2 separate regions of the Homo sapiens genome follow, and region 2 is linked to region 1. The links are chromatin contacts, found by Hi-C or POLR2A ChIA-PET in ENCODE. All regions are on one chromosome and are shown on one strand. Each heading gives the region's core, a stretch centred on a gene start or an enhancer-like site at or near the end of the contact. The rest is flanking DNA. Distances are from core to core; before and after follow the strand shown.

What was found. Hi-C counts contacts between places; a loop is a spot of excess contacts on that map. ChIA-PET counts read pairs that join two places held with the same protein, here RNA polymerase II (POLR2A). Pooled maps may share reads with other maps.
Region 2: a map with no recorded cell type shows a loop between it and region 1 (8-fold over the local background). The contact joins two enhancer-like sites. A Hi-C loop is called at or near these places in 2 of 37 single-sample maps with no recorded cell type and 2 of 50 pooled maps. POLR2A ChIA-PET finds 5 or more read pairs at or near these places in 1 of 52 experiments (T-cell).

The regions. Positions count from the first base shown.
Region 1 is chr7:108,133,684-108,137,356 of GRCh38, reverse strand. No RefSeq gene overlaps it. Among named protein-coding and RNA genes, the nearest start is that of LAMB4, 5.2 kb to the right of the region's middle. Within about 2 kb of position 1,561, at least 4 of the 41 ENCODE cell types and tissues checked have a DNase peak (open chromatin) inside an H3K27ac peak, as active enhancers do.
Region 2 is chr7:108,307,069-108,310,665 of GRCh38, reverse strand. All of the region lies in intron 3 of NRCAM (neuronal cell adhesion molecule), which reads left to right. Among named protein-coding and RNA genes, the nearest start is that of NRCAM, 150 kb to the left of the region's middle. RefSeq lists a silencer at 1,427-1,721. Within about 2 kb of position 1,590, at least 3 of the 41 ENCODE cell types and tissues checked have a DNase peak (open chromatin) inside an H3K27ac peak, as active enhancers do.

The sequences.
Region 1 (3,673 bases), core at 312-2,811:
CCAACCCTTGGCTTTAGCTTAGTGAGACTGATTCCAAACTTCTGACTTCTTAACTGTAAGATAATAAATTTGTGTTGTTTTCAGTCACCAAGTTTGCGGTAGTTTTGTTACAGCAGCAAGAGGGAACTAATACAAGGGGAAACATTTAGTTTGGAAAAGCAAAAGTTCAACAAACTCAAATGGCAATGGCTTCTAAGTGATAACAGACCCACAATCCCAGTACTGGGGTTAGGAAGAAGAAAGATGGGTGCAAGGACTTCTGTAACAAAGTACCATGAACCGAGTAGTTTAAACAATAGAACTTTCCCAGGCACGGTGGCTCACGCCTGTAATCCCAGCACTTTGGGAGGCTGAGGCAGGTGGATCACCTGAGGTCAGGAGTTCAAGACCAGCCCGGCCAATGTGGCAAAACCGTCTCTACTAAAAATACAAAAAAATTAGCCGGGCCTGGTGGCGCACGCTGGTAGTCCCAGCTACTCGAGAGGCTGAGGCAGGAGAATTTCTTGAACTCAGGTGGCGGAGGTTACAGTGAGTCGAGATCATGGCACTGCACTCCAGCCTGGGCAACAGAGCAAGACTGTCTCAATAAAAAAAAAAAAAAAAAATAGAATTTTATCTTCTCACAGTTTTGGAGGCTAGAAGTCCAAGATCAAGGTGCCAGCAGGGCCATGCTTCCTCTGAAGGTGCTGGAAAAAGAGCTGTTCCAGGCCTCTCTCCTAGCTTCTGGTTCCTGGGCTTGTGGCAGCAGAACTCTAGTCTTCACGTGGTGTTTTTCTTATATACACGTCTCTGTATTTCCAAATTTCCCTTTTTGTATGTGAAAGGGGATACGAGTCATATTGGATTAGGGGCCCACCCCACTCCAGTATGACCTCATCTTAACTTTAATTACATCTACAATGACCCCCTTCTTAGATAAGTTCACACTCTGAGGTACTAGGAATTAGGACTTCCACATATGAATTTAGAGGGAGGGGTACAGTACACAATTCAACCCATAACATGTGGGAAATGGAAATATGATCTTATCAATGCCAATACCTCCTGTAGCTTCTATAATATGCCAGATGTGGGAGGGTTGCAAAGGAAACAGAAGGTCACTGCCTTTGAGGAACTGACATTTGTGCTTAGGCCTATGGTAGGCGGAGGAGATATAAGACTCCACATGATTTCAAGTCTGGGACCTGAATTCCTAGATCATCCAAGTGATGACAAATCCTGTAGCAGGACAAGGCAGAGAAGCACACCTGAAGACTGAGGAAGAGAATCAACAGATTCAGAAAAGAACTGATGCCAATTTGGGGAGCAGTTGTAATCGTACAATGCTTAGTTCTGAAAGAGTGCTTAGAGTTTTCTGAAAATCTTGTTCCTAACCATATTTTCATTCTCTAAGCTATTTTAATCACCTAAATCCCATATTGATTACTGAATGTGACGTGACCCCTTGGCTTTCCTCACCAATGATACCTTCCGGAAGTGAAAATTTGGAGCAGCACAAAGAGCTGCCTGAGAAAGCAGAACTGGCCTCCGGAGACGTGCTTGGGTAAGACACACTGAGTGATACAGGAAGCCACAAGACCAAGGTGAAAGTTTCTTGACATGACAAGAAGGGCAAAGCAGAAAAACCAAAGAATTAATGGAGATGGAAAGACAAGCAGAAGGGACTCTGAAACCCACAGATAAGTAGGCAGGTGAAAAACAATGAGAAAGCTACTCCCAGAAGCTGTTCCGATCTCTGCCCAGGTTGGACACTGGTTAGAACTGGGCAGTCTCCTTAAGATGTTTTAAACATGTGCTCTCATCCAGGCACATTCCACCTTCTCAGAGCACAGCCACTCTTGCCAAGCCCCAGCAAGCTTGTCTTCACTGCCTCTACCCGAACACTTCCTTGCTGTATCATTTCATTTCTGGGGATTAAGATAAAAACTGATTTCTGTCATCTTATCTTAAAAATAAGGTTGATAGCTAGCCAGTTGTTAAATACTTGTTCGGAATACCATGCTATGCAAATGCCCTTGTTACCCAGTACAGGATAAGAAGCATTTATTCAACAAATTTTGAGTGCAAATTACGTGCCAGTCACTATCTTAGGCATTGGGGATGGAAGGGTAAATAAGACAAAACCCATGTCCTTGAAGGCTTTACAGACTAGATGTGGAGGTATAAGGAGAGAGTCAGCCACACAGCAGGGATGGCAACTGCTAAAGTAGACACACACACGGGGGATTACATGCATCAGGAAATGGAAACACAGCCCAGAATGGAGGAGTAGAGAAAATGACCTGGAGGTGATACTGAGACTCTAGCAGCATGAAGTAGATCATTGCTTAACAAATTTTTCTGTAAAGTGTCAGCTAGTAGGAGTTTTTGGCTTTGCAGGTGGTATGGTCTCTCACAACTACTCAACTCTGCCATTGTAGCATAAACAAGGCAGCTGTAGACAATATGTAGATAATCAATTGGACAGTTCTAATTAAACTATTTGTGAGTGCAAAAATTTGTATTTCATATCATTGCTATATGTCACAAAATACTATTTTTTAAAATTTTTCTTAATATCTAAAAATGTAAAAGCCGTTCTTAGTTTGCAGGCCCCATAAAAGCAGGCAGTGGCCAGCATGGACCTGTGGGTTGTAGAGTGCTGATCCTTGATCTAGATAAAGTAGGCAAAACATTCCATGCAGGAGAAACCACATACACCACACAGGCACACTTAGGAATGCCAAGCAGATGTTAAGGGTTAATATTTTTAAAGGCAAAATCATGACTCTTATACAAATATAAAGCAAATATATACCAAAGATTCTATTCAATTTGTTCATTAATGAGAGAAACAAGAGAATGTTATGACCAGTTCAAAGGAGAAGTTTTTAAAAAACACACATGTATAGGCCATCAGAAATGCTGAAATCAATTGGCTGGTATCTGTATCTATCAATATCTATATGGCAATAATGAACTGCATCTCTACAGGACACGACTGGCATTTCCATGGACAAGAGTCGTTTGTACTACTATCAGTATTCTAAGAGTACAGAGTTGTAAAGTAGCTCAAACACAGAAATAAACAGGAAAGATATACTACATAAGATACCAAGTAATATTTTTGTTCATTTCAAAGATTTTCACAATTTTTCCTGGCACAGTTCAGCGTGATGGAAGGGAAGGTCCCTGGGAGGATTGGTTCTGCCATTTGATACCTGAGACTGGCCCCCAACAACCTGATCTTTACTACTCTACTTCCCCTGCTTTCTTGCTATTTCAGTTCATCTCGGGGGAATTAAAAGAAATGTTGATATCTGTGTGATGATAGGCAAGTTACTTAACTTCTTTGTGCCTCAGTTTCCTCATTTATAAAATGAGAATAATTTAGTGTCTACCTCACAGGTTGATGAGGGGATTAAATTATTTAGTACAACTTATTCTCTTACAAAACATTCCCATTCCCCCAGATTCACTGAAATCTTCAAGAGTGCTAGTGTGACTATGCCACAAAGCTACCACGCCAAACAACAAAAGAAACATGGCGTCCACTGTGGGCTGTTACAGTGAGGTGGCCGTGGACTAATGTGTGGCTTTAGCTGAGTCATTTAACTCTCTAGATTTTCATTTTTTCTCAAGGACAAAGAGAACTATAATTATCTCTAAAGTCCTAGCTGGGTCTCACACTGTA
Region 2 (3,597 bases), core at 341-2,840, 170 kb before region 1:
AATGTCCCTAGGCTATTCAAGTATTTGGCCTCTGACATTAGAATAAATAAGTTTTTTTCGTAGCTACTTAGAGTTTTCAGTAGTTTTTCCCACATTCACTGGCATGCTGTGATGTTCAGAAAAATGCATGCAGCCAGAATTGTGGACTGTGGTTTGCAAACTCTCAGGCCCATCCCACATCCTTCTGTTTGGGAAGTGCCCTCTGTCTGCCCTTATCCAGTGTCACACATAAAAACTGCTCACGTTTGCCATTAACCCTAATGTGTACATTCTCTCCCTGGGAAATCTGTCTTCTACCTGCATTGAAAACCTTGAGCTAAAATGCAAGGCTGCTAGTGGTGGCATTTTGATAATCAACCAGAGTGAGGAGAGAGGATACCTCTGAAATCACTTCGTAAAATGAGTTTTCTGCTGGCCACATTCGTGTAAGTTTGGTCCTAGTAGTAACCATAAGGAGTCTGAGGAAGAAGAATGCCCAGGCTGCACCTTAAAGCATGTTCCCATTTGGCAGCAAGCTGTGTATGAAGAATAACCTGACAAGGTGCTGGAGTCATTTACTGACTGTTTTTGTGGATGACTTGAAATTTGTTCTTTCCCTTGGACTTTACAATACCGAGTTGTTAAAGTTATATGTACATCTTAGGAGAAGGGTAGTTACATCCTGAATAGATAATAGTAAAACTGGTAAGAGTAAAAAGACTTTTATCTTATAATTAAGTTGATTTGTAAAAGTGAACCTGTATTTTATTACAAAATCCTAATAGTTATACAATTTTAATGCTATTTATTTATTTAATTTATTTCTTTCTTGAGATGGAGTCTCACTTGTCACCCAGGTTGCAGTGCAATGGCGCGATCTCTGCTCACTGCAAACTCCACCTCCCGGGTTCAAGTGATTCTCATCCCTCAGCCTCCTGAGTAGCTACAATTACAGATGCATACCAACATGCCTGGCTACTTTTTGCATTTTTAATAGAGACAGGGTTTCACCATGTTGGCCAGGCTGGTCTTGAGCTCCTGGCCTCAAGTGATCTGCCTGCCTTGGCCTCACAAAGTACTGGAATTACAGGCATGAGCCACCATGCCTGGCCAATTTTTAATACAATTTAACAGTAAAGACAGCTATCAAAATTTTGTCCTACAGGATCATTTTAAGGCTGAGTTTAGTTGATACCAGTCAAATCAAGAAGACCCAGCACCCACAGAAAGAATACTTGCCCCATGAAGCTGAAGATTAAAAGCTCATGAATAAAGCAGTTACTCTGGGATGCCTAGAACTTATAAAAACCAAGACAGGGATCTAACTCCAAGTAAAAAATATTTACCTCTTTATTGTTTTATACCAGTAAAGTTTGATTCAATATGTAGTCATCTGGAAAACTAGAACAATCTTTTCTTATACAAATTAACTTCCTCCCTCTTCATTGTGACATAGCATGAAGGCAAGGCACAGATTTCAACTAAGTGACATCTCTTGAAACATTAGCATACTTGGACAGTCCCTCTATTGTGATCGTGATGAACTTTTTCACAGAATGACTACTTACCACTGAAATGCAGCATTCCTGGAAGCTGAATGACAATGCAGTGAAGAACATTCTGTTCTTTCAACCCAGGCGACTGCTCAGCTTTCCATTTCCACATGAAGTCTGAGCAGTGCTCTCTGTCCTGGGGTCAGATGGAAGCATATTAAATTCAATGTGCAACATTTCTGTAGGGAGGCTAAATTATACATTTCCTGATATTTATCTCTGAGTTTTATTCACATCCGTGATTGAGATGCCTTTATTGATTAGGCATCTCATTTCTGCCTCTTGCATCCTGTCCTCATTATTCTTATGGGACACAGCCATTTTTCTCTGGACATCTCACCTTATCCCCCTTCTCACCACTCCCACCACTCTGGGCTGCTCAGTTTGATAGCTGTTTCTGAAGGCTCAGAAAGAGCAGTTGAAATGTGTTTGAAGAAAGACATCAGCATTTTCTCTTGGGAGATAGCTGGGTAAGGATAATGCCATAGTGAGACAATGATGAAAACAGTGGCATTATGTTTTTGTGGCAGCAATAATTGGTGCTAGTAGTCAGTAGAAGGAATCCTGCAACTTTTATGTGTTCCCCCCTCTCCTCCCATTGTAGCCTAGTGGGGAGAAATATCTGGTTTGAAACTGGAAATAAAAAACTGCCTGAGTCACTCCAGTACATGAAATGTAGAGCACTTAGCATTTATACACCAAAGGGCTAATGCGTGACCTTTGCAAATAGCTTCTTGCATATACTTACTGGATTTGATTTCTTTTCCTTGCTGTACTTTTGGCTTGTAGTTCTTAACTGTTTTCTGGGATTATTAGAATCAGAACTCGTGATGAAATAAGTCTAGATTCGTGACCCATAGACTTTAATTTTGAGGTTCACCAAAATGACCAGAACAGTGCCACCAAAAGGCAGGGGCACTGCCCTGTGGCTCTTGTTCCCAGCAAGTACAACCTCTATTAAAATAATTCTCACCCTGAGAGGAAGCTTATTCCAAATGAAAGTTATAAATGGCATCCCTTATTCATTGAGTTAGGATCTTTGTATTCAGCATTCTTATCACCAGAATCATCATTTATTGAACTTTAATTGTGCAACATAACCTAATGGGTGAGATACTCCAAGTATGGACAATTGGAAGTGAGACACAGCAGGAATACTGGAAGGCCTCAGGTGTTCAGGTCCACATGGTACTCTATACAAAGGTAGACATGTGTGCCTAGGTTCTGCGGGTATTTTATCATGTCTCTTCCTTCCAGCATCTGGCCATTTCATCCCTGGCTGCTTTTGGAGGGAGTCGAATCCTGACAGGAGGGTTATCTAGGGAACTACCCAGGAGGAAAATGAAACCCAGTGTGGAGCAGGAGGCCAGGACCAGGCCCCTGCTGGTAATGCAGTATGTTGCTGTCACAACTGACTGCATACACAAATAGATGCTTGGGTTTTTTTTTTTTTGCTTTGCTTTGTTTTCTTTTATTTTGCCTTTCATGACAGCATTCATTTTGTAAGGCAAAGAAAAAAATCTCTTGGATGGATTCAAGTTTTCATATCTGCAGAAGGCATTTCTACAGCTATTGTCAAACTTAGCTGGTCTGTAAAGATTCTTTGTTTCTGGTTGACTGTTGCAGAAAGCAAGTTCATAAACTACCACGAATACAGGAGAGAATGATTTCTATTGAAAGAGTCGAGTAGGATATGGTGCATGGAGCCAGTCCTGAAAAGGGTTTTGTTTCTTGTAGCATGGTGGAAATTCACATTCACATTGCTGCTCTGTGCTCTTTAGCATGCTACAGTGAAACAATGGGCATGCCAGCCGTTATAGCAGTGTTGATTAATGCATTCCTTGAATGTGTTGATTAATGTGTTCCTGGGATGCCTCCTTAAGCCGCCACTGCACCTGAGGTGTGTTGGATATGCCTTCTCCCCGGCTGCTGCTTCGCTCACATGAGCCCTTTTACACATGGGTCTTTTGTGTGTATATTTCACACCATTGCCTTTATGAATAAAATACAGATCTAGCAGACTTTTTACAGACATATTATCATCTGACAGAAGTGTCTACATTAT